4 separate regions of the Mus musculus genome follow, and all the other regions are linked to region 1. A link is a loop called in an ENCODE intact Hi-C map of the cell type or tissue named here. Cell type or tissue: left cerebral cortex. All regions are shown on one strand. Region 1 holds the start of Thsd7a (thrombospondin, type I, domain containing 7A). Region 2 overlaps Thsd7a (thrombospondin, type I, domain containing 7A). Region 3 overlaps Thsd7a (thrombospondin, type I, domain containing 7A). Region 4 overlaps Vwde (von Willebrand factor D and EGF domains).

Region 1 (8,000 bases):
CCATCACTGAAGAAGAAAAATATTTATATTTCAGCTACAAAAGAGCACTTCTGATCTACAAGCTTCATTTTCTTTTCTGCTGTTTGTTAAAGGCCAAGGCTTTTAAATTATCCTTCTGTTTCAATACTATAACATCAACACAGTAGTGGTAACTGGTCAATGTTGTTGTCTTTATAAGTTATTCTATATTTCTTTTGTTTTTTCCGAGTCAGGGTGTCTCTGTGTAGCCCTAGCTGTCCTGAAACTCACTTTGTAGATCAGGCTGGCCTTGAACTTAGAAATTCGCCTGCCTCTGCCTCCCAAGTGCTGGGATTAAAAAGCATGCGCCACCACCGCCCGGCTCTATATTTCTTAAATATCAAAATCATTGCATTTGCCAGAGTGCTCAGCTCTCCAAGAACATTCTCTCTAGTCACCTCTGGTCGATTACTTAAACACACAGGTTGCTATCTTCTGCCTCACGTACTACCAGGCATCAGATACTCTATGCATCTAAGACCAACTGTGAAAAATCCATTCTCAAAGTTTGAAGGATCCAAAATAAAACCATGGTACTTTCACAAGATGCACAAAATAAGATCTCCTTTGCTTCTAAAAGACTTAGTTATTGTCTTAGTTAGGGTTTTACTGCTGTGAACAGACACCATGACAAAGATAACTCAGGTTCAGAGATTCAGTCTACTATCTTCGATGGGAGAATGGCAGTGTCCAGGCAGGAATGGTGCAGGAGCAGCTGATAATTCTACCTCTTCAGCTGAAAACCTTAGGGAGAAGATTGGCTCCCACATGGTTAGGAGGAGGGTCTCAAAGCATACCCTCGACAGTGACACATTTCATCCAATAAGGCCATACCTCCAATTAGTGTCAGGCATATTCCCTAGGCCAAGCATATTCAAGCCACCACAATTATTAATAACATGGAGAATATATAACAAAATTTTTCTGTAAAACTTTTCAATTTAGAATCTTCCCTGCTCTCACAGTATAAAACTCCAAATCAGAAAACCAGTTAGTCAACCAACCAATCACAAGCCAACATAGTACATTGTTTATAAGTAAGAAGGAATCAGAAGGAAAATTGAGGATGGATACCACTCAAAATTTAGGAGGTAAGTTGTGTAGTTACTTACCACAGAAATCAAATATGAAATGTTTGGTACTTTGTAATTTGATGGGTGTAGCAGAGAAAGATTGATGGGAAAAAGCCTAAAATAAATTTTGTTGAACACAAATCTTGGTTAAGTATGACACCTAGAGGATGCATAAATAGAATTCCTTTGAGTTTTGGTTGTTGTTGAAATTAAGTTGCTATTATGTGGAGAAATACAGCTAATATTTTTATTTCAGAATAAGCATTTTATATATTCCTCTATATAATATTTTATCAAAAATAATTTTCCCTATTGAATCACTTAATTACATTAATAAAATTATATTAAAATAAATCCTTTTCCATCAAATAAATAATTTTTATAATTGCCTTAACATATAGATTCTAATCACAGAGATTCATTATCCCATTCATGAAAAGTACTTTATATGCTTCTTTCCTAATATATAGAGATAGATAGATAGATAGATAGATAGATAGATAGATAGATAGATAGATATAGATATATTTATGAGTGTACATATCATCATATAGTAGAGTTTTGAAATGATAGCACAGAAGCAATGGACAATTAAGGTTGCCAATTAGGTTAGAATTGTGCCATTTCTAAGTAACTTACATTTATCCTCTGTTGGTTTGGAAGACTTTTATAGTCCTGGGTCATTAATACTTGAACAGTTCATGAAAAATGATGAACGACTTACTTCATGACAGGTTATACAGATGGTCAATTTAATCTTCATCCTTGAGACTTCTCTAGATTGTATTTTGCCATCATACCATTAAACATTTGTGTATTATTCATATCATTTTAGAAAACAAAGGTTGGTATTTCTTACTATCTCTGGCCATTCATCAGGTTTATTGATACAGTTTATTCAAGTGAGTAGTACTTCTTTTTTTCTCTCACCAGGATGTGTATCTGAATGTATACATCACTTTGTCTTTTCAGAGACCCAAATAATTTTGTCCTCAAGTGCAGTAATGACACTGTTATGAACAGAAATGTGGCCTTGGTGGAGTCAAATGTTCCCATGACTGAGTTCCTGTAACACTGTTTAGAGATGATTCCACTTGTTCGGAACATTTGTTCATGTGTATGTGAAGGGTGTCTGTGCGGGTCTCCTAAGCTTGGTTTACGTTTCCATTAAATATAAGAGCCAACCCAGGACAAATTTCAAACCCACAACATGCACAACATGTTATCCTTCTTGTGTGTTTTAAATGACAACAGGTGTAGATTTAGAAGTTAGCCTTGATATTAGAGTTGTCATGTTTAGTCTCTGGAATGGATAAGTAATTATTATACAATCCTGGATACATAAGAAAAATCAATTATTATTATTATTATTATTATTATTATTATTATTATTATTATTATTACTTACACTAAGATATGGAGTGTGACATCTGATGGCTTTTGGGAGGTAGGTGGTCAACTTGCAAATTAACGAATTTACCTTCTTCCACCCTCCGTATTCTGTTATACACGGAGCCTCCACCTGGTAAATTGACTTGGGGCTTATGGAGAACACTATGAATGGGCATTAATAACGCAGAATCTACAATTCCATTCACGGTTGAAGACCTTCAGGGATGAGCACTAACGACAACTGAGAAATACAAATAGAAGGGAAAGGAAGAGGCTTCCATGCAGAGTGGTATTGCATGGAGGAGCCATTTCTGAAGGACAGAACCTAGGAGGCAATGGCAGGTCTTTTTCTTCTTTGGCAGTGTGAATATTGAAGGACTTGCTCCTTCAGGGGGGTATACATTAGTTAGGACCAGCCTGCCTTTGTATCCCTATCAACCTATAATCTTTTGATCACTGCCTATTTTTCACCAGTGTAGAAACAGTAAGCCACAGTGGCTTATCGCCTCTAATCACAAGCCCAGGGCCAGGACTCTCTGAGCTTTTAATTCCCTCTTAGAGGCCTAACAGAGTGAAAAGTAAACAAAGACCAAATTTGCAACCGTGAATGCAGCTAATTTCCTCTGATGTCAGAATACTTAAACAGGCAGGACCTGGGAATTATTTGATCAAACCTGCTTTTAATCTAATGCATGCAGAAGGGTTATGTCTGGAAAGCTCAGCAAAATGACACACATCTCCAGGGAGCCTTCTGGAAGGAAGCTTTCCTCCCTAAGAAACTGTAGCTTTCTCATTTCAGACTCATGGGTTATTGGGTCCTTGGGGGTGAAGTCACTAAGAGAAGTTTTTCTGCCTTTTAAATTGTATTGTATTTGGTGTAAGACAGGCAACCAAATGACCATAGTTATCCTTAGCTTTTGGTTGCTGGGGAATTTTGGTGTTGTTGTTGTTTTGCTTTGTTTTAATTGGCTAACTGCCTTGATACTATTTAAGCGTTACAAGGAAATGAATTAATAATAAAAGACTGTTATTGTGAGTGGGGGAAAAAAGGGACAAAGCTTTATCTGACTGCACACATTCTTCTGTTAGGCCTGATCTAATAAAATAGAGAACAAAAGGTACAAGCCATGTGGTTTCTTGTTTTGGTTGTGAAAAAGCACTTAAAAGAATTAGTATTTGTCTCAGGAATGAAATTTAAGTAGAAATAGTTATTAACTGGGTGGAAGCCAACTGCTGCTACTGACTCATTTGCGGCTTAATTTTTATCCCCACCTCTGGTCCTTAGTAGTGCGTTTTCAATAGTGATGGAAGAGAAAGGAATGGAACTTTTATGCACTTCATCATTAAAACAGAATATACTGGCAGTGTTTGTACATTCTTATTCATGCAATTAGACAGCGTCGTGCACACTTTTAAGTACGAAGTCGCTTTCAAAGGCAGTTACAAGACAATGTGTTGACTTTGACACATATTAACCACGGTCACATTGTTACTGAGGATGGGCTGAAGTTAAAAAAATAACAAAAACAAAAAACAAAAAACACGGAAGTGCTCAAGTTCCTTTTGATAGTGAGCCCTGGTCTGTTCCCTATCAGGTTCATAAGTACCGCTCTTCTCATAAAGTAATTCAGAAGGCACGGCGGCTTCAGAATAAATGACCAAGGCTGATGCTTTGTGTAAATATGCAGGGAGAATAACACGCCACTAGATCAGCATTTGACTCCTTGGGTGACGATGAATTTCAATGTCAGTTATTCGTCATCCTGAAGCCTGCCCCGTGATGATGCCTTTTATTGGTGTATCCTTGTGAACATATTTCAGCGCACCATGTGCCGGGGAGTTCTCGGGGCGGGCGCGTGGGGTCTGGGTGCTGGCCCTGTGCCCTCGCTGCCCCCCGCCGGTGGTCCCCTCGGGTCCCCTTGGCTCTTCTCAGCTCTCTCTTCTCCCCTCCCTTCCCTACAGCTGGCGGCGGGGGCTGCTCCTCTCAGAGCTCTGGGCCGGCTCTGTCAGCTGGGGCCCCCTGCGGCCGGCTGTGTCCCTCGCCGCTAGGACCTGCCAGTCTGCGCGCCATGGCAGCGGCGGCAGCATCCCCGCCAGCATCCCCGCCAGCCAGCGGCGGCGGCGGTGGCGTCCACGGCCGCCGCTGATGCTATTGTTCCCTAGTGTTAGTTGCTCTTTGGCTGCTTTTCATCTGGAGCGAACAATAGAAGCAGGGAGAGCTTTGCTTTCTCTACTGGTGGAGAAGGAAAGACCGTCCCCTGCGAGAGTGGTGCGGCTCCGGAGGCTGGAGCGGCTGCGGACAGCATGGGGTTGCGAGCCGGGCGCCTGGCGTCCCCGAGCCGGGGCGTCCTGCAGCTGCTGCGGTTGCCACTGCTCTTGCTACTCCTGCTGAGCTCTGGCGCCCGCGGGGCTGCGGCGCAGGGAGACACCGAGGTGCCCACCCTCTATCTGTGGAAGACCGGTAAGTGGGACAGAGTTGTCCTTTGCTCTATCTCCAGATCTGGGACTATGATCCGGAGCGAGCTAAGGGCTCCTGAAGGAGCCTCTGTGTTTCCAACTGGTCCTGATTATGCCAGGATCCCCAGGTCAAAAGTATGATCCCTGCAAGCGAATTAGGTCATGTCCTATGCCATTAGGAAAGAACAACATAACTAAGAGGCAACAGTGAGTCACTGGGTGATTGTTTCTCTAGCCGCTCGGCAGTGAATGAGGGCAGCGCTGTACTTTCATTACAAAGTGAAGTGCTTTTAAAATCTGGGTTTCCAGTCTTAGACTTTCTAAAATGACATTCTAGCAATATACAGGTAGACAGTTCTTTTTTTTTTTTTTTTTAATGCGGTGTTTTGGCAAACACACACACACACACACACACACACACAGAGAGAGAGAGAGAGAGAGAGAGAGAGAGATTTAAATGTATTAAGCATAGCTTTGTGGTGTGTGGGACACCAGGGTCAAGCCCTGTGCAGGCAGCTCTAACAGGGAAAACTGGATAGTGCAATTTGTAACGAGTGATTCAAAGTGATCTTTTACGCCGTGGAGTGATTAACATGGAGGTTTAGAAACTTTTCTTTCCGGGAAAGAAGTCTTTTCGCTTTGTTTTTTTGACAAAACAAGAAAAGTAGCAACTCACTGCTCCTCAGACTCTCCCGGCAAAGCGCTGTAGAAGCAGAACACACAGGGAAACAACAAAACCTTAGAGCTCCAGGCTCCCCTCTCTGCTGAGGGTGGGTGGATGCTCTCCAACCACTATGGAAGACGGAATTCCTGAGCCTACCAGAAACTTCACACACTCACCGGAGACAAGTGGAGGAGCTATTCTCCTCGCTTATAGCTGAGGATGACTTGAGAGTTCCTGAGTGATGCCAAATATCAAGATAGGAACAAGATAGAAAGAAAAAGTGTCCAGATCACAGTCCAGGCAGAGTGGGTCTTCTGGCTTCAGTCCTCCGACCGACCTGCTGAGGAGGCAGATCCATTTACGCCAGAATCACACCGATGACTAAAGGTTTAAAGAAGGTTCATACATCCAAGCAACGTGGTGAGGCATTGAACAGAAAATCACTTAAAGACAAAACACCCTTTACCTTGGAGAATCGCATAATATACTAATGCACTCTTGTACACGCGCAAATACAGGCACAGATTAGTCAAAGCAAAGTCATTCTTGCGAACTTGGTAAGACTTTAAAGATCAGCTACTTAGGGGACTAAAGACAAAAGTCAAATTCGTTTGATTTTAAACAAAGAATTGAAAGTGTGTTTTATTTTTTCTATTCTAAATTTATAGTAGTTGGTAGTACTTGGAAATTTAGAAAGAGCTTCTCGGGGCAACAGAGCTGGGCTAGTTGAAATTTGTACTATCAAAGGAACATGAGCCAAGTAGCAATTCAGACGGAAAAGAACATAGAGATCCTGTGCTGTGCTGCCTTTGAGGTACCAATACATGTCAATATTAATGTCATAGCCGGAATACAAGCCAATTAGACCTTGATTCCAGCACCAGGTTCAGTTGTAGCCTGCTCTAAGAATAGTTCGACGGTGTTCTCACCCCTCCATCAGTAGCTGCCTACTGTGTGATTGTACTTGCCTTTGACTATCCATACATGGTATGATGAAATCAAGTGGGTTATGAGAAACTAAGTCATACATTGTCAACTGTTGTGCAAATAGAAGCTAGTGGGAGGATGGTGGTACTATGTATTTTATGATGATTCTTTGTTTCTTGGGAAATATTGGAACATTTAACCTGCTGAGCAAAATAATAATTTCTTCATGTATTTATCCACTGAAAGGAAGGGAGATGTTACTAAATCTAAAATGAGTTGGGAACAGTTCTCAAAGGAGTTAGGACAGAACAGAATACATTATAACTAAAAAATGCAAAGGTGATAGAATCTTGTCTATAATTTGATGAGAAGCAAATTTGATATAACTGAGGGGGGAGGGGGAGGAGGAGGGGGAGGGGTAAGGGGGAGAGGGAGAGGGAGAGGGAGAGGGAGAGGGAGAGGGAGAGGGAGGAGGGGCAGGAAGGGAATGGGAAGAAGAGAACAGAGAAGCTGAGGACATCTGCTCCAGTGAGGGGCTTTCGCTCTTTCTACTGTTTACAGGAAATAGCATGAAAGATGACATCACTAAAGTGGAAGTTTCACTGGACAAAGATATAGGACAGAAGCTTTTACTGCCAATAACATGTTGTTCACTGTGATGAAGTCACACAGTGCCTGGCTCAACAATTAGAGAAGACAATATCTAAAGATCTATTCGCCACTAAGTATTTAATTTACATACACACATATGCAAACACACATAATTAAATACCATATATTTACATACTCAAACACTTGTGATTTTCATTATACAGACTTTATCAGATTTATGACATATAACTGATGGTATATGATGTGATATGTTATAGTTTTAGGTCACATCACAACAAAGAGCTGTTAACAATTTACAGTCAGTTCTCACTGTAGAGGCTGAATGTGATGTGGCCACCTTTGCTCTTGACCAACTCAAAAATAAACAATACTTTAAACACACAATAGTTGATACATGGCATACTATACTCATGAACATAATGCAGTGACAGCAGAGATTGTATAGCTGATAAAACAGTTGAGGGTATGCTCAATACAGAGTTGCTATTTGCTTTTGATCTTGGTGTTTGCCAAGAGGATAGTGAAGCACAGAAGAAAGAATATAAAATAAGAAGACATACAATAATATTCTGAAATCTTGAAAGTATTCGTGACAGTGACACTCAAGCCCAAATACTCAGTGGAAAATATTCAATATCAATAAAGTCAGCTTGAGAAAATTCTAGACCTCTGGGAAATCTTTTAGAATTTAACCTAAAAGCAGATAGGAGCCATTGGAATCTCTTAGAAGATAATATTTTGTTGTTGTTGTTGTTGAGAAAGGAGAAAGAAGACTCTAAAGGCTGTTGGGTAGATAAGAAAAGGAGAAAAGCATCAGTACTATAGAAGTTATAGGAAAGCATGGAGAAATGCTTTGC
Region 2 (8,000 bases), 270 kb after region 1:
ATCCTCCCGCCTCTATATGCTATCTTTGTTCTATGCTACTATCAGCGTTGGGGCTAAGCCACTTATCCCATGTTGGAAAGACTTTTAACAAATATACCTGTCTGTATCTCTGTTCTCCACAACTGACACTCTGCCAACCAACAGAGCATCATTTTAAGTACAGTCACATGTCACATTGTTTTGTAAGTCATTCCATTTGTAGAAGTTTGTTCTTGAAGCCCCAGCAGACTGAAATACACTGTCATTTGAGTAGCTGCACGTAAGGTAGATCAGTGTGCCAAGCTGGTTGAAGATCTTGTTTGACTGGATATTAATTTCTTTCCAACACTCACTTTAAGAAGGTTGTACTTCATCAAAATTCTAAATGCTAATGCTCTGTCATTTTGTGGATAACATGCATGTTGTGACCTGATTATTTTAATTTAAAGTATCTATTAACACCTTGCTCTCAGTTATGGCCATTATAGGTGGAAATTTGAGAAAATAGGAAGTGTTGGAAGATTTCAGTGAGAGTTTTTATATGCACTGTTCTAGATTGTGTCCTGTTTAAAAGAGGCAAAAGCAGGAAAAATTATATTTTCAGAGCAGCAACAGATGGTGCATCTGTGTAGTAGGACTTGGAGGCCCTCGACAAGCTGCTGAGAGAATGTGTGAGGTTTAAATACTAACAATGATTGGCATTGCTGTAGAGATGTGTATTTTGAAAAGCCTATGTTTATAAGTATTCTTTTATGAAACAGGGTCAGTGAGGAAAAACATACCTGCTTTTGTTTTTATAAGTACTTAAGTGTATTGTACTTTTCTGTCTTATGAATCAGGACATGACCATAGTTACTTGCTGTGGCCTTGTATTGGATTTTGCTATCATGACCAACAGATATAGGAGAAAACACCCCATGGGTACTTGAAGTAAAGAAATAGGTCAGCCAGAGGCTGGGCTCTTGGAGACATTTTTACAGTGTTGAAAGAATTGGACAGACCAAGGCAAAGGACAACTCCTGTAAGACTGAAGAGTCTGTGAGCCATAGGGAAAGACCAGTATCTAGCATTCTAGCGTGACAGTGAAGGCTGAAGCCAAGGCTACCAAGGAGTCCTGACTTGGATGCTCTCCTTCTGACAGTTTGGGAAGTCACTCTTCTGCTGCTGCATTGGGGTAGCAGAGCAGCAGTAACATGGTTGTGCTCTTCCAAAGTCCATTGCCTCAGAAGTCCTCTTCTCCCTGCTGAGAACCTACAATAGGAGAGATCCAAATGTTAAAGCAGAATAGTTCCCAGAGTTCAAGTTCGTCCAGGCTGGCTTGTGATATAGTATGTGATTTTGTCTTGAAAACCCAATCAATAAATAAAATAAAATAACATTCTTAGTGTTGCTATGCCAGCTTCTTCGTCATGCATTCTCAATCTATTCTCTTCCATAATTGTGACATTAAAACTAGAATCTACAGCTGATAAAGACAAGAAAAGAGGCCGGGCAGTGGTGGCACATGCCTTTAATCCCAGCACTTAGGAGGCAGAGGCAGAGGCAGAGGCAGGCAGATTTCTGAGTTTGAGGCCAGCCTGTGTTAGAGTGAGTTCCAGGACAGCCAGGGCTACACAGAGACACCCTGTCTTGAAAAACAAACAAACAAAAACAAAACAAAACAAAACAAAACAAAAAAAAGACAGGAAAACAATATTCTTATTTTAATCAGGACACAAAATCCCTGTATTGGAGTGTTTTAGAACCATATGTATGTTTTGAAATGAAACCATGATCATCGCTTTCACTTTACAGTAGACCAATCAAGAGACACATTTTAGAAATATGGTGCCGGGTGTGGTGGCACACGCCTTTAATCCCAGCACTTGGGAGGCAGAAGCAGGTGGATTTCTGAGTTTGAGGCCAGCCTGGTCTACAGAGTGAGTTCCAGGACAGCCAGGGCTACACAGAGAAACCCTGTCTTGGAAAACTAAAACCAAACCAACCAACCAAACAAACAAAAAAATATGGTAATTCCTAAGAGAGTAACACTCAAATGAATACCTAGTATTAAGTACTCTGATGAAATAAGAAAATGGGAAACATTTACAAACTCCTCACCTGATTTGTGATCAACAGTATTCAAGAAGGGATCCTAACAGCAAGAACACTCTCCAAAGAGGAGTCTTTGGTCCACCACAGATGGCTTGAATGAAAATCAAGGCTAATCGATACATGAAATTTGTTTCTTGATCCATTCATCCAGCCTGTGTCTTTTGACTGAAGAATTGAGGCAACTAAATTTAAAGATATTATTGAAAGATGGCTGTTGATTACAGTTATTATGTCTTTGTTATTATTGTTTGTGTTCTCAGTGGTACTTCACATTTCCGTAATTATAGCTTTTTGGCTTCTTTGTCGTTCCTCTCTACAGCCCTGAGTATTGCTTCCTGCATTATATTTAGATTGGTTGTTAGGGTGGATATCAATGTTTTATATTTAGATTGGTTGTTAGGGTGGATATCAATGTTAGGCTGGATATCAATGTTTTATCATGGAAAGCTTTTCTATCTTCTTCAATGATGGCAGACCATCTTTCTGGATCAGCAATTGTGTTCTTTTAGAACTTGGAATGGATTCTTCCAGGCTCTTCTGGATTTCAGAGTTTGCATTGAGAAATAAACTGTTATTTTAATGCAGTTTCCTGTGTGCACATGCTTGTGTGTGTGTGTGTGTGTGTGTGTATGTGTTTGTGTGTGTCTATGTGTGTGTGTTTCTTTTGCAGCTTTCAGTACTCTTTCTTTATTCTGTGTACATTGAGTTTTAACTATGATATTATGCTGTAGAAAGTTTCCTTTCTGCTATTTTCCATTCGGTGTAGTGTGTGCTTCTTTGTGTTTATATAGGCGTATCTTTTCTTAGTTTAGGTGAGTCGTCTTTAATTTTGCTAAAGATCTTCTTTGTGCCATTGATCTAGGATTCTTCTCTTTCATTTATTCCTAGAAATCAAAGGCTTGCTCTTTTCATGGGGTCCACACTTCCCTCACATTCCTCTCCTTCATACCCTTTTTTTAAATTTTAGGTAGTTTTTTTTTAAAAAAAAAAGATATTTAAATTATTTATTTACATCCCAAATGCCATCCCTAGCTTCCAGTACCCTCTCCCAGAGTTCTCACCACATCCCCATCCCCTTTGCCTCTGAGAGGCATCCCCATTTCCTGGGACAACCAGTCTCTACAGGATTAGGCACTCATGCTCTCCCACTGAGGCCAGGCAAGAAAATCCTCTGCTACATATGTGCTGGGTGCCTCTGGCCAGCCTATGTATGCTCTTTGATTGGAAGCCTAGTCTCTGGGAGCTCCCAGGATTCCCGGTTAGTTGTCACTGTTGGTCTTCCTACGAGGTTGCCATCCCCTTCAGGTCTTTCAATCCTTTTCCTAACTCTTCCTTATTGGTCCCCAAGCTCAGTCCACTGGTTGGGTGTAAGTATCTGCATCTGTCTCAGTCAGCTGCTGGTAGACCCTCTCAGAGGGCAGCCATGTTAGGCTTCTGTCTGCAAGCACAGCGTAGCATCAGTAATAGTGTTGGTGTTTAGTTTCTGTCTATGGAATGTATCCCAATTTGTCCAGTCACTGGATGGCCTTTCCTTCAGTCTGATCCATGTTTGTCCCTGCATTTCTTTTAGACAAGAACAATTCTGAGTCAAAACTTTTGAAGGTGTGTTGGTGTCCCCATCTGTCCACCAGATATTTCTTTATGACTACTAGGTTTGCAGGAGAAAATATTGGTCTGTAGTTTGGAAGTAGATTTGGATGTTGGGAAGTATACATGAAGAGAATGACCAGGCAACCTTACCTACTTAGTTCCAGTCACAAAATATTCATGACTTGGTTTGGGAGTATATATGTAGCATATATGTTTCTGCATGTAGATGTATGTAGTATAAAATGTTTCTGTAGGTTGTGGGAGCATGGGTCCTAGCTAGAGGCTGGAGGTTGAACACAAGCAAAGCTGTCCAGACTAGGCCAGGGGACTGGATATGGAACTCAGAATGCATCTTAGAGTTCAAGTAAAGTAAGTAGAGGGTATTAGGTGGAGTCACTTGTCTAGATGCTGCCAAAAGATATGCAGAAAGTGATAGAGGGTTATGGTGCAGTAAAAGTCCGGACATGGTGGATGGGCCATGGGGTCATGGCCAGAGATTTAAATGGGAGTAATGCAAACAACAACAACAAAACAAAACAAAACAAAACAAACAAACAAAAACTAGACCAAGGTACTGGATAAAGAAGCCAGATTAGGTGTATGGGACAGACATAATTTTCAAACTCACACCCTCCTGTAACAGCCAATGTCATTATTCTGTAAGAGTTTATCACATCTTACCATAGTAAAGTAGATATAATAGGTACCAGATACAACTATTAAAATAAAACATTTAATTTGCAAATCATATTGACTATTGAATGGAAATAGAATTCCCCCCTTTATTGCTTGCTATGATATATTATTTCCTGCCATCTACTCCTCTTGGGTGAATTTGCTTCCTTTTTTTCTAGAGCTTTTAGGTGTGTTGTCAAGCTGCTTGTGTGTGCTATCTCTAATATCTTTTTGGAGGTACTCAGAGCTATGTGTTTTCCTCTTAGAAAGGCTTTCATTGTGTCCCATAAGTTTGGGTATGTTGTGCCTTTATTTTCATTAAACTCTAAAAAGTCTTTAATTTCTTTCTTTATTCCTTCTTTGACCAAGGTATCATTGAGAAGAGTGTTGTTCAGTTTCCATGTGAATGTTGGCTTTCTATTATTTATTTTGTTATTGAAGATCAGCCTGAGATGGGTTTCATGTAAGCAGCAAAATGTTGGGTCCTGTTTATGTAGCCAGTCTATTAGTGTATGACTTTTTATTGGGGAATTGAGTCCATTGATATTAAGAGATATTAAGGAAAAGTAATTGTTGCTTCCTTTTATTTTTGTTGTTAGAGTTGGTATTCTGTTCTTGTGGCTGTCTTCTTTCAGATTTGTTGAAGGATTACTTTCTTGCTTTTTGTAGGGCATGGTTTCTGTCCTTGTACTTTTGTTGTTGTTGTTGTTGTTGTTGTTGTTATCCTTTGAAGAGCTGGATTTGTGGAAAGATAATGTGTGAATTTGGATTTGTCGTGAAATTCTTTGGTTTCTCATCTATGGTAATGAAAGTTTGGCTGGGTATAGTAGCCTGGGCTGGCATTTGTGTTCTCTTATTGTCTGTATAACATCTGTCCAGGATCTTATGGCTTTCATAGTCTCTGGTGAAAAGTCTGGTGTAATTCTTATAGGCCTGCCTTTATGTGTTATTTGACCCTTTTCTCTTACTGCTTTTAATATTCTCTCTTTATTTAGTGCATTTGCTGTTCTGATTATTATGTGACGGGAGGAATTTCTTTTCTGGTCCAGTCTATTTGGAGTTCTGCAGGCTTCTTGTATGTTCATGGGCATCTCTTAGTTTGGGAAGTTTTCTTCTATAATTTTGTTGAAGATGTTTGCTGGCCCTTTAAGTTGAAAATCTTCATTCTCATCCACTCCTATTATCCGTAGGTTCGGTCTTCTCATTGTGTCCTGGATTTCCTGGATGTTTTGAGTTAGGATCTTTTCACATTTTGCATTTTCTTTGATTGTTGTGCCGATGTTCTCTATGGAATCTTCTGCACCTGAGATTCTCTCTTCCATCTCTTGTATTCTGTTGCTGATGCTTGCATCTAGGGTTCCAGATTTCTTTCCTAGGGTTTCTATCTCCAGCGTTGCCTCACTTTGGGTTTTCTTTATTGCGTCTACTTCCCATTTTAGGTCTAGTATTTTTTTGTTCATTTCCATCATCTGTTTAGATGTGTTTTCTTGTTTTTCTATAAGGACTTGTACCTCTTTAGTAGTGTTCTCCTGTATTTCTTTAAGTGAGTTACTAAAGTCCTTCTTGATGTCCTCTACCATCATCATAAGATATGCTTTTAAATCTGGGTCTAGCTTTTCAGGTGTGTTGGGATGCCTAGAACTGGGCGAGGGGGGAGTGCTGTGTTCTGATGATGGTGAGTGGTCTTGGTTTCTGTTAGTAAGATTCTTACGTTTGCCTTTCGCCCTCTGGTAATCTCTGGAGTTAGTTGTTATAGTTGTCTCTGGTTAGAGAATGTTCCTCTCGTGATTCTGTTAGCCTCTATCAGCAGACCTGGGACACTAGCTCTCTCCTCTGAGTTTCAGTGGTCAGAGCACTCTCTGCAGGCAAGCTCTCCTCTTACAGGGAAGGTGCTCAGATACCTGGAGTTCAGACCTCCCTCCTGGCAGAAGATGAAGGCCTGAAACAGGACCTGTCCCAGAAGCTGTGTTGCTTCGGCCTGTCGCAGAAGCTGTTAGCTTCTGTAGTCCACACTCTCACCTGCACAGACTAGTCTCAGAGGGATCCGGGAACCAAAATGTCTCTGACCGGAAGAGTCATTTGTTTTAACTTTCAGTGAAATTAACTTCACAGCATACACTTTTCTGCAAAATATGCATCATTGCTGTCTAGAATTTTTATTTTGTGAGAAATGGAGCACTTATTTCTGTGCTTTCTCTCACTGATATGCAAGCACCTTCCCTGTTAGAAAGTAAGAAAATCATTCTTTGGACCAGCTTTAGCTGGTGTTAATATACACTTACAACATGCCTAGAGTTGAGCAAAAATCCTTGTTGTGCTTTATACTAACCAAAGTTTAGGTGCCTCTCAATTATTTCCATGGTGGTGTATTTAGGGAATGGAAGTGTAAGTACTACTGGAAGAAAAAACAAAAATAAAGTGTGACATATTTTTCTGAACATCTAGTGTAGTCATAAGAAGAGTCGCATAGCCTACAGGACTGATTTCCATTAGATGACTTCATGTGTACAGAAACTTCAGTGGCACACAAGCACTTACAACCTGTTGTAGAGCTTTAACAATACATGTCCATTTTTAGTGCTTTTATTTAAAAGATACATACCTTAAATTACTTTAGTCCTATATGTGTATCTAGATGCAATCATACATAATTAGAAACTAATGGTATTTCTCTACAAAAATGAAAAATACACAGCATGTCTTAAAGTTCTTTAGTCAACAAATCTGGGCTAGCCAAATTCTCAGTTATTTTCTAAAAGAAAGATATAGCCAAAATATTTTTAAACAAAGACAATTCTAGCTACTAATGGTAAGCAGTCGGTGATGGAGGAATAGACAATAGATAATAAGTACAGAAATAATCTTCTTCTGTCCACAGAGCTTATATAGCTTCCTTGCCTATTCATCCTAAACATAAATATATTATTCACATTAACTATCAAATATATGTGTGAACAGAAATTAATCAGTAATCATCAAAAACATAGAAAAAATAGACAGACCAAAGGACAAGCAACTCATACTTTATTGACCAACTTATAAGTAAGAGCAAAACTGTAAGTTGAGTTCCTTAACAGCTCTTAGATTTACAGATATTCAGGTAATAGGGTGGGCAAAATATCTGAGCATCATTGGATTGTTCTTGAACCTGGAAGTCAAAGGTCACACCATTTGATTATCTTTTCCCATGTATCCAAATAATATTTCTCCAACCAGTAGAGCAAAGTGGACAGGATTTTGTTCTACAGAAGCCACTCAATGGATCCTTTTGCTTGTTTAGTAAAGTTATGTACTTCTTCCTGCCATGCTCAATGCTCTAAAAAGTACTCTGTTTAAAATTTGAATGTAGACATTTAGGATACATCTAAAAGATTATTTTGCTAATTAAGATTATTTTGCTAGTAAATTCCTAACTCCATGGCCCAAGCACTTCATCAGACTTCTAGTCCAGTTTTATTTGATGAATAAAATAAAACTGTCTTTTGTTCTTAGAATGTAGCAAAGAAATCTTGGGCTAATGATTTGGTGACACATTCTCTTCTCTGAGAACACATGGGAATCATGTTATTAACCATAACATCTGTTTTTGTCTAATTCTTAAGCAATGTCTTTATTTTTCTCAAAACAGCTTCAAAACCAGTGGACTCAAAATTATGCACTGG
Region 3 (8,000 bases), 190 kb after region 1:
CCTGAGCGATAGAGGGAACATACAACTCAGGAAAGTAATGAACCTTGATCTAAAAGTTCAGAAAGTCATAATGCTTACAGAACTGCTGCTCATTGTTTTAAAAGCTTTTTCATTAAAAATAATTAATATAATAAATTTGAATAATATTTTCCCATCTCACATCTTCCCCACCACCTACTTACCCATCTTTACATTCTCTCTCTTTCTCTATCTCCCTCTCACTCACTGTTTCTCTCACTCAACAAGACACAAACAAAAACCAAACCAAGAGGCATACATACAACCCACCCCCACAGAAACACACACACACAAAATCAAAATAAGTAATCAAAAATCTACTAAACAGGAAATGTCCAAACAAAACAAAATAAGGTAAAAACTGTAAAAGACCATCTAGGCCATTTTGAGTTGATCAACTCCTCATGACCCTAGGTTTAACCTAAGGTGTGTTTTACAAATACAGTGAGACTCCATTGGAGAAACCTGACTTTGCCCTTGCCATTGGGTATCAATTGTAGATAGCTTCTTATGGGTGGGAGCCTGGGTTTACTTACTCTGTGCTAGGACCCCTTATGCATACTGGCAACCTCTTTGTAAGCTCATATGAGTATCAGTTCTGTTGTGCCTGGAGAATGCTGTTGCCTTGGAGCCATCCATCCCTTCTGGCTACTATAGTCTTTCTCTTCCACATTAACCCTAAACCTTGAGAGGAGAGCTTGCAGAAGACATCCAATCATCCAGTTTAGAACTTTGTGCTTCAAATTCTCTCACCTGTTTAACCTTGTGTAGTTCTGGGTCATCCACTGCAAGAAGCAGCTTCTCTAATGATGGCTGTTGCTATGGCCCTTTGGCAGAATAATAGTATTCAAATATTATTGAAATAACTAACCCTCTTTCTAATTAGAATTCCACGAGACAGAATAACTACCTGACACTGCTAATGTGGCTAAGAACCTGAAACTAGATAGATAATGGGCCTTGGAGAAAACTTACTATTATTATTCGGCTCTAGGACCATATTGCTCATGCCCAGTATTATGTGAGCTGTAAATGACAGCTAGCAAGCAGAAACCCACTTATTTAAGGAGCAGTCTGCAAGGTGGGCAGAGAACTCTAGGGATGTAGTTGAGTGAGCTTTGTAGTGATGAAGCTGTTTGTGGGTCGTCCACGTACACTTCTGTTAGTAACTCCAGTGAACTAGTTCACCAAACTAGCCTTGGGTGGAACCATTTTTCTGGTCTTTCATCGGTGCCCTATCTGGGGGGAATCAATTTTTATTCATGTCTCTTAATGAAAAGGAGTGTAAAGCCAATTAATCAGTCTTTATACTCAACTCTATGGATATTTTCTACAAAATACTTCTTTTGGTTTTATCCTGGGAATAAAATATTAAACATCGATTAATTGGTCTAATCTCATAATTATTGTCAAGGATGGAAAATAATGGTGCATCAAAAAATCTCAGCCAGGTGTTCTCACACACATCTTTAATCCAAGCACTTGGGAGGCAGAGATATGTTGATCTCTTGTGAGTTCAAGGCCAGCCTGGTCTAAAATGTGAGTTTCAGGACAACTAGTGCTAGACAAAGAAATCCTGAAAAGAAAAAGAAAAGAAAACAGAAAGAAAAGAAGGAAGGAAGGAGAGAGAAAGGGAGGGAGGAAGAAAGGGGGAGAGGGAGAGGAAGGCATAGAGGGAAAGGGAGAAGGAGAGGGAGAGGGAGAGAGAGAAAGAGAGACAGAGAGACAAAGAGACAGAGAAAGATTATCTTGGGTTTTAGATTTAGATTCTGAGTTAGCACAAAGCACCCATGCTTTAAAGTATCAATGGAACAGCATGTAGTTTAGCCTTGAGTCTAACATAAATGTGCCTTCCTTTGGGAAATAGGATAACAGTTTTGTTCAAACACAATGGAGAGAGGAAACTAAAATTAAAGCTATGTGGAATTAATTCTAAAGTTTTATACATCCTATAAAGTTCCCTTATTAACATGCATCTTTAGTTTTATGATTCTCAGATAGAGTATTTCTCAAGTCTCTAAGAAATCATCAAAAGTATTGTAGGAAAATGTACAGAGACAAAGTAAAATTAAGACTAAAACATCATTCATTAGGTACTTAATGTTGGCACTTTCAACAGAGTCACTGTCCTTCTTGTTCGTAAAGCATTCACATCAACATCTAGGAAGGCTATTCTCTGAAATTTATTTTAAGTACTTAAACAATTTTACGTATGAATTTAATGAAATAAAATTTGGGTAGACCAAATCTAGTACTCTTTTAAATGAAAAGATGACTAATTAGTCCAATATTTCAGATAACAATCACTTCTGCTTACAATTTTATTGTGTCACTTGAAAGAAAGACTGCATCATCAAACATCTTTTTGGTTAAATAAATGTAGATACTATAAACACCACATTCTCTGTATTTCTTCTCCTATAGATTAATGGTGTTCTGCACAGAGGGCAGAAATGTAACCTAAAGCTCTAAACTTAGGCTTTATTGAAGTCCAAATGTCAGAAGAATTGGGTCTCAAATGCAGCTGGTTTTATGGTTCATTCAAGATGTGAATTTAGAGAACCAGCCGGTTTCCTGTCCCATTTTTCTAAGGCACAGAATGAGTCCTTTTCCTAGTTTAATAGTTTTCACTTTTTTTTTCCCTTCAGCGTCTTACAGACAAAACCTTATGCCTAATCTAGACATGGATAAAAATAAATGTGAAGCCAGACCTTTTGTTATGAAAGTAGGGCTGAGGGAAAAAGGCAACAACTGTGTGTGTGTGTGTGTCTGTCTGTCTGCCTGTCTGCCTGTCTGCCTGTCTGCCTGTCTGCCTGTCTGCCTGTCTGCCTGTCTGCCTGTCTGCCTGTCTGTCTGCCTGTCTTGGGGAACCCTATACCATCATGTGAAACTTACTTCCTTAAGACTTGTTAAGTACAATCAAGGGTTATCAAATAAATCCTCACAGCGTTTCTGTGGGATTCCTAACGGGGGGGGGGTGGTGGTGAGGGGGGACAGGTTTGTCTCTGGCTCTTTCTTGCAGCTCTTGGCAATCTTTTCTTCCAGTTTGGTGCCTTGTCCAGCCTCAATACAAGGGACTTCACCTTGTCTTATTGTGTCTTGCTTTGTCATGTTTGGTTGTTGTTTCTTGGAGAGCTGCTCCTTTTCTGAAAAGAAAATGGGTGGGAGGAATGGAAAGAGGACAAAATGTACAAATTGTGGTTGGATGTATTGTGTGAGCGAAGAATCTATTCGCAGCAGAAAGAAAGAAGGAAGGAAGGAAGGAAGGAAAGAAAGTCCATGTGTACTTTTAAAAAATGTTCTAGAATAGCAAGCCCCCTTTCATACTCAAACAACTGACTCAAGTGTACCATAAAATGCCAACTTAGTTATATTTAACAAATGAATTAACTGAGAGAAATCAAGGTCGTTGCTCAGCACAAAGGTCAGACGACTGAGACGTTTTTGTTTTTTAGCTTATTAAATGTCTTTACTCATCTCTCCAGTTCACTGAGGCTTCTTTTTTATTTAAGGCAAGTGCCCTTTCAGGAAAGGTTTTTGATTTCTCAGCTTTAGTTACCATGAAGTCCCACTTTAAAAATTCTATCAGCAACACTGTACACAGCCGTTAGACTTCTCCCGATGTAGCCTGCAACAATAAAAAAAGCAGGTGAGGGAGAGCATTTTCTGCAAAATAGTTAATTGCCCAGGCAGAGAAAGCCTGGAGGAAAAGGCTTTCATGAGGGGATATTTTCTTTACCACTTACTAAAGCAGAGTTCAGGGTGTGAGGCAAGAGTAATGGGTTTTCACCGTGACTAGTTTCTGATGCCCTTTATGAGCAACAGTCTCTATCTACCTGAAATAAAGGAAATGAATCAAAGCAAACTTTTACCAATCCCAAAGGGGCCCGAAGTGAAATTGCCCCAGCTGTTACCTTATATAGACTCCTTGACACAGTTCCCTCTTGTGAAAGTACTCAGGGACGAGCGTTACTTTCCAGTCGTCTCTTTCAGAGACCTACTTTATAAGATGTCGGGAAGTTAATGTACTAAGGCTAGAGACGTCTTTCTAAAATGGGAAAAGCGTGTCACTTGCTTCCTGCAGCCCTGCTAACTCTTGTGCTGTTTTATAGGTCCCTGGGGACGATGCATGGGAGATGACTGTGGACCGGGCGGCATCCAGACTCGGGCTGTGTGGTGTGCTCACGTGGAAGGCTGGACTACGTTACATACAAACTGCAAGCAGGCTGTGAGACCCAGTAACCAGCAAAACTGTTTCAAGGTCTGTGACTGGCACAAGGAATTGTACGACTGGAGGCTGGGAACCTGGGATCGGTGTCAGCCTGTGATTTCGAAAAGCCTCGAGAAATCGCGAGAATGCGTGAAGGGTGAGGAAGGCATCCAGGTGAGAGAGATAATGTGCATCCAAAAGGACAAGGACATTCCCGCCGAGGACATCATCTGCGAGTACTTTGAACCCAAGCCCCTTCTGGAACAGGCCTGCCTCATCCCTTGCCAGAAAGACTGCATCGTGTCTGAGTTCTCACCCTGGTCTGAGTGTTCCAGGACCTGTGGCAGTGGCCTGCAGCACCGCACGAGGCACGTGGTTGCACCGCCACAGTATGGAGGCTCTGGCTGTCCCAACCTCACCGAGTTTCAGGTGTGCCAGTCCAACCCCTGCGAGGAGGATGAGAGCTTGTACAGCTTGCAGGTGGGGCCCTGGAGCGCATGCTCAGTCCCACACACAAGGCAAGCCAGGCAAGCCAGGCGTCGTGGCAAGAACAAGGAGAGGGAGAAGGAGAGAGGAAAAGCCGTGAAGGACCCAGAGGCCCGTGAGCTCATCAAGAAGAAGAGAAACAGAAACAGACAGAACAGACAGGAGAACAGATACTGGGACATCCAGATTGGCTATCAGACCCGGGACGTGACGTGCTTAAACAGGACTGGGAAATCTGCGGACCTCAGGTAAAGTCTATTTACTAATAGCATAGGGACTTGAAACTCACTGTTCTGACTCCTGGTATAACCTTGTGAAAGATATTCCCTAGTGCAAGGCTTATGAGCTTTAGATCTCGAGTCGGTGACTTTATTTGGTCCAGGTGTAGACCCCACCCTATTTAAAGGTTTCCTAGCCAATGAATGATTCTCCATGACAAAGTACGGCTTCTTCGGGAGCACACAGGAGTAGAGCACTTGGCTAGAATCTGTGAGGCCCAAAGTTCAGTTCCCAGCACCGCAAAGAAAGAACAACACTGCTTCTTTAAGCAGTTTTTTTTTTTTTTTCCCCCTTCCAAGAAAAGACAGTGAAATTATGTGGAGCTTAGAGTACTGGGATTTTGAATACAGATATTTATCTGAGTGAGTTAATCGAATAAAGCACACTTGTAATCTCTCCCTAGTTTATAGCCTTTTCAGAATTACCCTATAAACAAAACCTGCTCTTAACAACTACCTGGGGAACCATACCTAAGAATAATATTCTCTCACATTTTATAAAACAAAGTAACTCTCTCCAGAGAAGCAAGTAGCATGTAGCAAGAAGTAAGGTAGTAGCAGGGATTTACCCAGGGATTGGCCGAGCTTTGAACATGTAATTAATTGGCAGCAATTCCTAGATGGAAATCATTTGGCAGATTATCTTCTGGAACATAATGACTATGTTATGCGAAGCTACCTCATGTACGATTCATTTGTGGTGAAACTGTTATTAATTGAGGATGATAGGAAGGATATGGTGTTCTCTGGATTGGCTAAATTTTGCTCTCAGATAAACCAGACTATCTGGGAGTGGCTCGTCTGCATCATTTGCATAATTGCCTTTCCCGAAATATGTATGAAGTTACGATTTGGACTGAACCTAAGAAATTATAGCATCATCACTCAGAATTTTATATCTCATTTATTGTAGCATGACATTGGGTGTGCCATCTTCTTTACCAGGCAGTCTGTTTCCTTGATTAAAACCATAAGATAAACGTCACTGATGCCTAGACCCCATAAGGCTTTGGGGAGCAGCTGGAGACTGTTTCCTTTTGCCCCTGGAAATCTTGCAAAGATTACAATTTCCTCTTAACTTTGGAAGTTGGAGACCTAATAGATTGTGTTGGATGCCTGCTGCTTCCTCAAATCACTGACTGCTTTATTATTTTTTTCCATGCTCTCTATCCTTCCTTCACCTGTTCCTTTTCATTGACTTGATCACTGTGTGTTTTCAGATACTGGTGAGAGTTCTTTGGAAGAGGGTTATAGCTTAAGTTAATGAGTAAATTAAAAGGCACGATCCATTCATCGAAGACAAAATCTTTCTCTCATAATACTATTGTTCTGGCTGCCTCTTATTTTAGTTCATCATTTTATGGTGGTAGAGTCTGACCCTTGGGCTGTGTTTCTGCTGGGTAAGCAGTCTGCCACTGATCTACCTGCAGTCCTACTTGCTGTTTTGAGCCTACTTGCCTCTCTTTCCCTCCTTTAATCCATATATTTCATTTCAGCTCACATTGCCCCTTCATAGCATCTTCCCAATCCTGCTACTTTGCTGATTGTGTCTGTTTTTCTGGCCTCCATTCACCAGGTTTCTTACGTGTGTGTGTGTGTGTGTGTGTGTATGTGTGTGTGTGTGTGTGTGTGTGTGTTTGAACCTCCATTTGAACCTCCAAACTGATGCATTTCAATTCACTTCCTATGGCTCTTTTCTGACAGTCTTTTCTCTTATGGCTTCAATCCTTTCCCCTAGAGTAGTAATTATCTTTGTGGCTTGGTTTCCCCTGAGCAATTGAATGAGCCTCTAGGGCAACCCTGAGCTGACTCTTGCTGTCACTGGGTTAGTCTTCAGTAGAGGTTTAATTTAGTGTTGACTACTTGATTAAAAGTGTAGTTAAGTGTGTAGCTTCCATTGAATCAAGACTAATATTCACATCAGTTGTGTGATTTAGGCAAATATACTTAAAGTGTGGGGAATTTTGTCAGGCACTTGCATCCTTACCTACATTTTGTTCAGACTTTACACTACTTGGTCAAGGAAGCCATTACAGGAAGACATGAATTAGCAAAGAACCACAAATCATGGATTTAATCACTGAATTTAAAATATCTAACTAGTACCCCCAGAGCTCCCTGGGACTAAACCACTAGTCAAAGAAAACACATGAAGGGACTTGTGGCTCTAGCTGCATATGTAGCAGAGGCTGCCCTAGTTGGTTATCAATGGGAGGAGAGGCCCTTGGTCCTGTGAAGGCGCTATGCCCCAGTATAGGGGAATGCCAGGGCCAGGAAACAGGAGTGGATAGGTTGGGGAGCAGGGGGGAGAGGATAGGGTATTTTTCAGAGGGGAAACTAGGCAAGGGGTTAACATTTGAAATGTAAATAAAGAAAATATCTAAGAAAAAAGAAAACATATATATCTTTCATCTCATTCTTTCTTTATGATATAAGAAGTTGAAATAATCATTCAGACTATTAATAACAGTAATTCATCCAGAGTAAGTAAAAGGACTTAGCTAAATCAGCCTAAGAATCTTCGGGAACTTCTCTATGAGTCAATAAAATGTTTCAAAGAATTGCTGCTAAATTCCCTAAATTGCAAAGCCATACACCTTGCTTTCAGTTTGTCGTTAATCAGTAGAGGTCAGAACTGTGACCATAGCTCAGTCTTTTATATATATATATTTTTTTTTCTTTAATCCATTTTTACAGTCCAGATTTCACGCCCCCTCCTGGTCTGCTCCTGACCACTCCCCATCCCATACCTCCTTTCCCCCTCCCTCCTGTATCCAAGAGAATGTCCCCACCCCTCCACCCCCACATCACCAGGCACACCTTCTCTCAATGAGGCCAGACAATGACCCTAAGAAAGTATCAGTTTCAGACCTCCACTGATGCAGTTTTGAACAGTGTGGTAGTCAGATGTAACAGAGATAAGAAACCTGGACATCCATGTGTCTTGCCCCCTCCGTGAACACTTAAATCCTCCACAGATACCTGAGTTCTCACTGTTTTAGAAATAA
Region 4 (8,000 bases), 400 kb before region 1:
CATTCCAGACTAGCAAGATGTTGTTTGGTTCTGATTTCTACACATATTAGATATGTGTGGCAATGACATTCAAGTACACATATGTGTGCACATGCAGAAGGCCCTTCAAAAATGTCTTGCTCTATGAGTTTTGATATAAAAGCCATCACGTATTACTCCATACTTCAAAAGGCTCAAGGGCCAACTTGAGATGTGAGGGCTTGAGGATCTGGGGTTTAAGCTCAACTTTAGCTATGTAGTAAATTGAGACACTATGTCAAAATAAAACAAAGTAGCCCAGAGATCACGGAAATCTAAATATATTGAAACATGATAATACTTAAAATTTTTAAAAAATGTTCTTCTTGAAGTTTGAAACTGGATCAATCTGTTTTGGGATGCAAAGTCAATTTCTGTATTGTTTTCTCCCTGCACTTTTTTTTCATCCAGAAAAAAATATGGCCCCACCCTGATAATAGTAGGGACATAATACAGTCATGGTGCGAAATTTAGGATTTCAAGATGTTCAGTGCTTAGTTGGTTAGATCTGAGTACAGGACTGGGGAGTGGTGAGGGAAGAAAAGAATGGGAAATGAGGCTGAGAGAAATGTATGAACTATTCTGAATATGCAGTCCTTTCCAAAAGATATAAAAGTCAGTTTTATTGGACATTGAACATTTTGATGTAATACTTACCCAGTGTGCATCATATCAGTATACAAGCTTCAGACACAAGTGGGCTTATTTACACTCATTTGGATCTATTTTATGAAAGCAGTGCTGAGTGTGGCAAATTTGACTTTCACGTTGACAGAACTGAAGGGGTTTGTATGCCATGCCAGAGGAAGGGGAAATAAATAGATAATAATAAGATTTTCTACTGCTTATTGGAACGTGACTTTCTCTTTCTATTACAGATGAAACATCATTAAGAAACATATTTACAAGCCTCTATCATTAGATATGCAGTTTTATTCAGAAATAGTTGAAGATAATTTTTGAAGCTTATTTGTATATTGCTTAAAGTATTATAAAGACCAAATAAACTAAAAAAATGTGGAAGGATCTAAGTTGTCAATATCAAAGAAAAACAAAATAAAAGCTCCAAGTAATTTGAATTTGACTTTGAAGTTTGATTCTTGATATTAAGTTCATACTCCTGATACAAATATGGTGATATTTGTAAGTTTGTGGTTTTATCAGTTGCAGCTGCGACTATGTCTGTATCAGAGGTCAGTGAAAATGACATGCTACTTAATGTCTCCTAGATTCACAATGTTTAATGCATAAGTATAGAGTGCCAAGGTTTTTATGAAAACTGGGATGAAGATAGAGACCTAGAGGTTGTCAAAGTAGCTGCAAAAGGTCTGAAAGCTTCATACTGAAGATTCCTGCCTAGAGCCTAGTACTTTCTAGAATAGTACTTCTTAAACTGTGAGGACCTTTTCAGGGTTGCATATCTGATATCTGGCATATTGCATATTTATGTTGACATTAATTAAAATTATGAATCATTGAAGTTACCAGTCATTAAGTTACAGTTATAAAATAACAACCACAGCATTAAGAAGGCAGAGAACTCTAGAAGCTTTGGTGCTGCTGCTGCAGTCCTTGAGAATCTTCAAACTCTAGCACCAAATCTCAAACACAGTAGCCTATACTGAAGCATGTATTGCAACGTTGCTGTGAATCTTTCAACTATCCCAGCACCAGGTATAGATGCCAGTGAAAAAAATAATAGCTTGGTTCAGGGGACATTAAGGAAGAGGTTGCAGGAAGAACACAGAAGCGATAGAGTGGGGATGAGTGTTTTGAAATTCTGACTTCCAGATATGACATTGGTATCACAATTGTAAACCCATAGCAACTGGAGTTCCTGCACACAGGCTACTCAAGAACAAGTCAGCCAAAATTCCAGGATGAATTGCATAGATGGTTTCTTGCACCACCCATGACTAGCTATTGGCAGTAGATAGTTGCTAGAGAACATTCCTTTCTGAGGATATAAATACTGGTAGACTTCTCATGCTCCAGTGAATGGTTCCAGACCCAAGCACATATGGGTACTACAAACTAGACTGGGCTATACAAAACAAAGAAAACGTTGTATGGTTACTAGAGGATCCTTTGGGAAGAACAGTGAAAGTTGGAGATGGTACATGGGAATAGATGCAGAATATGTTTTCACACCTAGAGAGGTATTACTAAGAGCACAGTATAGGAACGGGGCAGGAGATCCACTAGAGGACACACCCAGCTGAGGCCTGTGACTGACACATTGGATACAATTCAGCTTTACCTCAGCCCAAGCCTGTGGACTTATGAAGGAAACGTCACCTTCCTATTCTCTTGAATCCATTCATTTGCAAAGTAATGGTGAGCATACTTACTTTAGAGTGCTTCTTGGTAATTTTAAAGTTAAAATGAGGTTATTGTAAATTTATAGCACATAGCAATTGAACATAGGTCAACCATGGTACTTGAGTATAGCTTAGTAGAGACAGAACTGGTCTATGTAAATTATCTTTTATTTGATTACTGCTAATTATCCTTATTCCTTCTAGTTCTTTCTGAACTTCATCTGACTGGTTCAACTCAGCTGCTTGGGCACAAACTATTTGTCTAAACTGATTCATTCAATTTGGCTTATCTCAAGTTCTTACTGAATTCCTCTGTTTGGCTTTAAACTGACTCTGGCAATTTCTTGTAATCTCCTGCCTCCATTTTATTCTCTGGCTTTAACTGCCTCTGCTGACCTGCACTGAACTGCATGCACTCAGGAAGAAACTCAACTCTACTGCACTGTACTCACTGCACTACACTCACTGCACTGCACTCACTGCACCGCATTCACCACACTTGCTGCACTGCACCCACTGCACTCACTGTGCTGTGCTCCCTGTGCTCCCTCCACTCACTGCACCACACTCACTGTACTGCACTCGCCACGCTCACTGTGCTGCACTCACTGTGCTGTACTCACAGCACTCACTGCGCTCACTGCGCTGCGCTCACTGCACTCATTGTTCTGCACTCACTACACTTACCACACTCACCACACTGCACTCACCGCACTCACTGCACTCATTATGCTGTGCTCACTGCAACTGTGCTCACTGCACCACACTCACTGCACTTGCTGTGCTCACTGGTCTGCACTCACTGTGCTCGCTGTGCTCACTGCACTCATTGCACTGCACTCACTGTACTGCATTCACCGCAGTAACTGCACTGTACTCACTGCACTATACTCACTGCATTCACTGCACTTGCTGCACTGAACTCACTGTGTTCACTGTACTCACTACACTGCACTCACTGTGCTAACTGTACTGCACTCACCATGCTCACTGCACTCACTGCACTGTGCTCACTTCCCTCACCACACTCACTGTGCTGCACTCACTGCATGGCACTCACTGCATGGCACTCCCTGCACTGACACTCAACTCTGGCTAACCAATAACTGAACTAACTCTCTCTCTCTCTCTCTCTCTCTCTCCCTCCTTCTCTCTCTCTCTCTTCTGTGCTGTTCCTAAGTAGCTTTTCTTCTGAGAGAGTTGAACCTATCCTATCCCTGACTTATTTTGTCAAATCTTTCTCTGATTCATCACTTTGTCTGTGTCTCAATTAGAAGTTGTTTGGGATTAAAGGTTGTACCAAGGTCGTGTCTACATTCCAGCCAGATCACACAGACTTAGAAGCTCTTCGGATGTGACCAGAGCAGCCATGTTGCTGGATTAAAATCCCTCTGCATGTCTATCATTCATAAAGGTCTGGGTTCAATCATCAGTACTAAAAAGGAAAAAGGAAAGCCTAGCATATGGATTGTATTCTAGTTATTAATAATATTATTGCTAATATCTACCAGTTAGCCAAGCTGGGGCATCGGTGACAGATGTCTGTATTTGGTTTTGTATTTTTCAGTGATTACTATATTTGGTAGGTATGGTTTGTTGCCAAGTTTAAATATTTACTCTTAAGAAACACCAAGTCAGCAATGTGTGAGTTAAACAAGATAAAATTTGTGATCAACACTTAGGAACTAGACTACTCTAATGAAGGTTCACATATAAAGAGAAAATCTGGGGATCTGAGAGCATACTGAGCTGGTCCACATAGCCAACAAGTGTTCAGTTAATGGATCCATGAGGCTCCCTATGTAGTTTCCCCCGTGTGTTTTCTCAGCATTTATTAATTGAACTGCAAGTAAGACCTGTGCGCCTTTAGTGGACCTTAAGGCCAGTTGTCATGTGCTTTTTCCATTTAAAACCTAAGCCTGGGCATAGTGCTTAAAGGACGTGTACATACTCAGCACTCAGGAAGGTTGTGGTTCTAATCCCCAGTCTCCCAAATAAACAAAATTATGTATTATAGTCATGTTGGTATAAAGAAGAGTGCATGAGTGTTAAAAGACCACACCTGAAACTCCATTCTTCCCATTTCCATGGCTGTCTAAAGCATCGTGGGCCACAGCTGCTGGACCACTCTGCTAAGTAAGAAGGGTTCTACTGTAAGACAGAGGTAGGCTTTTGTTTGGTGTTGTGTTTTGCTGTTTTGTGGGAGGGGACTCACAGTTAGGCTTGTCACCCGTTTTGCAGAGTACTCTTTAAACCTCTGCTGAAGATATCTCAAGATAGTTTTAAAAATTAATAAAAGCAAACTCCATGCCATTACAATGTTTGTACGTGTGTGTGTGTGTGTGTGTGTGTGTGTGTGTGTGTGTGTGTGTGTGTGTGTGTGGTGAAAGAGAGAGGAGAGAGAGAGAGAGAGAAAGAGAGAGAGAGAGAGAGAGAGAGAGGCAGAGAGAGAGGGAGGGAGGGAGAGAGAGAGAGAGAGAGAGAGAGAGAGAGAGAGAGAGAGAGAGAGAGAGAAAGAGACTACCTGTCATTCTTCAGTTTAAATCTATAGTAATCTCCTGTAGTTTCTACACTGAGATGAAATTATCAGACTTGTCCTGCAGATGGTGCTAGAGCCTCAGTTCATCTTAGGAACTAGGCAACCACTTTGATAAAAGCATAGGAAGCATTTAATGCAAACATGACACTTTCAATAAGAAAATCATTTATGAGCCTAGACATCTCCATTACATTGGATGATTGCCTGGTAATTGTAGGCACTTGCCTTGGCAGTTCACAGTTCCCATTGTGCTAGTAAGGGATATTACATCCACGTAAAGATGTAGTGATGTACTGAATTCATCAGAAGTTTACATTGCCTTGAGTAGTATATGGTTAGACAGAATTTTCTCCATTATTCTGTGAATTGGGAAATGTTGATCAATTAAAAGAGACAGTGTTCCAGGTAGTTGAGACTATATTTTATGATGCCATTGAGAAATAAGAATATAACCAAGCCATATAAATGACATCCTAAAAAGAATCTCTTTAAGGCAGAGTACTTGCCTATGTGCTCCTTCTATCCACTTTAGCTTATCTATTTGAGACAGGGTTTTTACAATGTAGTCCACAAGCTGGCTTTGAACTCCAGGTGAGGCTCCTGCCTCACCTTCAGGTATACTGCTATTAAAGGCATGTTCCTAGATTTTGTCCCTTTATTCCTGTCAAAAGTTAGTGCAGTTTCCCTGGCTAACTGTCAATCTAATCATCAGGAGAGTCCAATTTGAAACACTATGAGTTTAAGGAATAATGAAATTATAACTATTTTAAATCAGTTATAGAGATCAAACCATGACTGCAAGGAAAAGCCTTGACCTTTGAGCCAAACCTTTAGCCACTATTCTCCAACTCAAGTTATGATAGATATAGACAGTGTCCTTTGCTTTAAAGAAGCTTTGCAGTTTTATGAGGTCCCATCTGTTGATTGTTGATCTTAGAGCATAAACCATTGATGTTCTGTTCAGGAAATTTTCCCCTGTGCCCATGTGTCCAAGGCTCTTCCTCACTTTCCTTTCTATTAGTTACAGTGTACCTGGTTTTAAGTGGAGGTCCTTGATCCACTTGGACTTGAGTTTTGTATAAGGAGATAAGACTGGGTTGATTTGCATTCTTCTACATGTTGAGCGCCAGTTGTGCCAGCACCATTTGTTTAAAATGCTGTCTTTTTTTTCCACTGGATAGTGTTAGCTCCTTTGTCAAAGATCAAGTGACCATAGGTGTGTGGGTTCATTTCTACGTCTTCAGTTCTATTCCACTGATCTACCTGCCTGTCTCTATACCAATACCATACAATTTTTAATAATTCCTCTGTATTACAGCTTGAGGTCAGGGATGATGATTCCCCCAGAAGTTCTTTTATCGTTGAGAATAATTTTCGATATCATGGGTTTTTTCTTATTCCAAATGAATTTGCAAATTTCTCTTTCTAACTCTATGAAGTATTGAGTTGGAATTTTGATGGGGATTGCATTGAATCTGTAGATTGTATAGTTATAAAAGCTTCCACATATAGGCCTGAAGGGAAGGGGATGCCAAGCCTATCCATCAATAATTTTAGTAAGATGACCATTTTTACTATATTAATCCTGCCAATCTGTGAGCATGGGAGATCTTTCCATCTTCTGAGATCTTCGATATCTTTCTTCAGAGACTTAAAGTTCTTGTCAGACAGAACTTTCACTTGCTTGGTTAGAGTCACACCAAAGTATTTTATAGTATTTATGACTATTGTGATGGGAATCATTTCCCTAATTTCTTTCTTAACCCCTTTATCCTTGGAGTAGAGGAAGACTACTGATTTGTTTGAGTTAATTTTATATCCAGTCACTTTGCTGAAGTTATTTATCAGGTTTAGGAATTCTCTGTTGGAATTTTTTGGGTCACTTAAGTATACTATCTTATCATCTGCAAATAGTGATATTTTGACTTAACCTTTGTAATTTGTATCCCTTTGACTTTTGTTGTCTAATTGCTCTGGCTAGGACTTTGAGTACTATACTGAATAGGTAGGGAGATAGTGCAAAGAGGAGACTTTTTAAAACCTTTCTTGAGATAGGTCAATTATTTTTTTATATTTCATCTGAGACTCATCTCTCTAAATTAAAGCATCAATACAAAACCAAAATATTATCATTCCAGATGAAATAGGTATGCTCAATGAGTTTACAGTCTGACCTTTTATTTTCTTTATGGTAAGAAACATTGCCCTCAGAGTGTTTGAACTTGAGAGATTAAAGTTAGGAAACACATATAAGGTAGCCACAGATCTTGCTGAAAGAATTTCATCTTACAGGCAAACATCTTAAAACAGTTTCATTTTCAGATCCTCACTGTAAACAAAATAAGCATAACCATAAAAGATGAGAAGTTGCAATTACCCAAATGTACAGCCTAAACTGGTTATTTTGAGGTCATAGATCAGATGTATGCTTGGCTCTGATCACTGAGAGTGGGGGTTTCTAATGGCAAAAGATAGTGTCAAAAAGAACACAGGCCCAGAGAAGACAGAAGATGGACTGCAGGTCAATACTGATGCTCAGTATAGTTACAAAAGCTTCCACATATAGGTCTGAAGGGAAGAGGACACCAAGCCTATCCACCAATAATTTTTGCTCTGAAATAAGAGGACTGATTCAAGCCGGGCATGATGATGCACACCTTCAATTCTAGCACTCAGGAGGCAGAAGCAGAGAGAGGTGGATCTCTTGAGTTGGAGGGCAGCCTGGTCTACAAACAGACTTCCAGGACAGGACAGCCAGGGCTGTTACACGAGGAAACCATGTTTCAAAAAAGGAAAAAAGAAAGAAAGAAGGAGAGTGAGAGAGAGAGAGAGAGAGAGACAGAGACAGAGACAGAAACAGAGACTAAGATCTGTCCCCATGAGTCCTACCAACTGAGCCAGTCTTGAAGTTCTTTCTAAATGTTTTTCAGGTCCTCACTGCTTTCCAAGTGAGAAGCATAGGATTGAGACTCCATTGATAACCTGTGCGTGATGCAGAAGCAGCTCTGCCAGGCTCTATTTCTAGGCAGTGGTGAGAGGACGTGTTAGGAAGATGTTTCCTCTCTCAGGGACTGCTAACATGACAAGCATGCTCGAAGCAAAAATGAATAACCAGTTTGTAG

The links. A loop is a pair of places that touch in the nucleus more often than their neighbours do. Peaks named below come from ENCODE experiments on the same cell type or tissue, not always from the same donor. Only the 100,000 strongest peaks of a DNase experiment are listed, where the experiment ranks them.
Region 2: a loop joins it to region 1, with 2.2 times the contacts of the local background. A loop is called at or near these places in 3 of 42 quality-filtered maps.
Region 3: it touches region 1 in a loop (2.2-fold over the local background); 7 of 42 quality-filtered maps call a loop at or near these places.
Region 4: it touches region 1 in a loop (4-fold over the local background); 10 of 42 quality-filtered maps call a loop at or near these places.

What each region holds. Positions count from the first base shown.
Region 1 is chr6:12,745,741-12,753,740 of GRCm38, reverse strand. It overlaps Thsd7a (thrombospondin, type I, domain containing 7A), which reads left to right and starts at 4,488. Exons shown (of 28, transcript NM_001164805.1): 1 at 4,488-4,944. The coding sequence starts at 4,788. In left cerebral cortex, CTCF peaks have their summits at 1,258 and 4,519; DNase peaks (open chromatin) are centred at 4,235, 4,559, 4,740 and 5,764; H3K4me3 peaks cover 2,807 bases; H3K27ac peaks cover 1,573 bases.
Region 2 is chr6:12,471,164-12,479,163 of GRCm38, reverse strand. Thsd7a (thrombospondin, type I, domain containing 7A) reads left to right here. Exons shown (of 28, transcript NM_001164805.1): 5 at 7,967-8,000. Gm38583 (a long non-coding RNA gene) reads right to left here. Exons shown (of 2, transcript XR_868799.2): 2 at 832-1,230. Among named protein-coding and RNA genes, the nearest start is that of Gm38583, 38 kb to the right of the region's middle. In left cerebral cortex, no CTCF peak of the experiment used is centred here; DNase peaks (open chromatin) are centred at 152, 595 and 3,301; H3K27ac peaks cover 713 bases.
Region 3 is chr6:12,551,857-12,559,856 of GRCm38, reverse strand. It overlaps Thsd7a (thrombospondin, type I, domain containing 7A), which reads left to right. Exons shown (of 28, transcript NM_001164805.1): 2 at 4,131-4,962. Among named protein-coding and RNA genes, the nearest start is that of Gm38583, 120 kb to the right of the region's middle. In left cerebral cortex, no CTCF peak of the experiment used is centred here; a DNase peak (open chromatin) is centred at 3,982.
Region 4 is chr6:13,149,397-13,157,396 of GRCm38, reverse strand. Vwde (von Willebrand factor D and EGF domains) reads left to right here. Exons shown (of 30, transcript NM_001368871.1): 30 at 897-957. Among named protein-coding and RNA genes, the nearest start is that of Gm24985, 42 kb to the right of the region's middle. In left cerebral cortex, a CTCF peak has its summit at 4,963 (motif pointing right); a DNase peak (open chromatin) is centred at 4,958.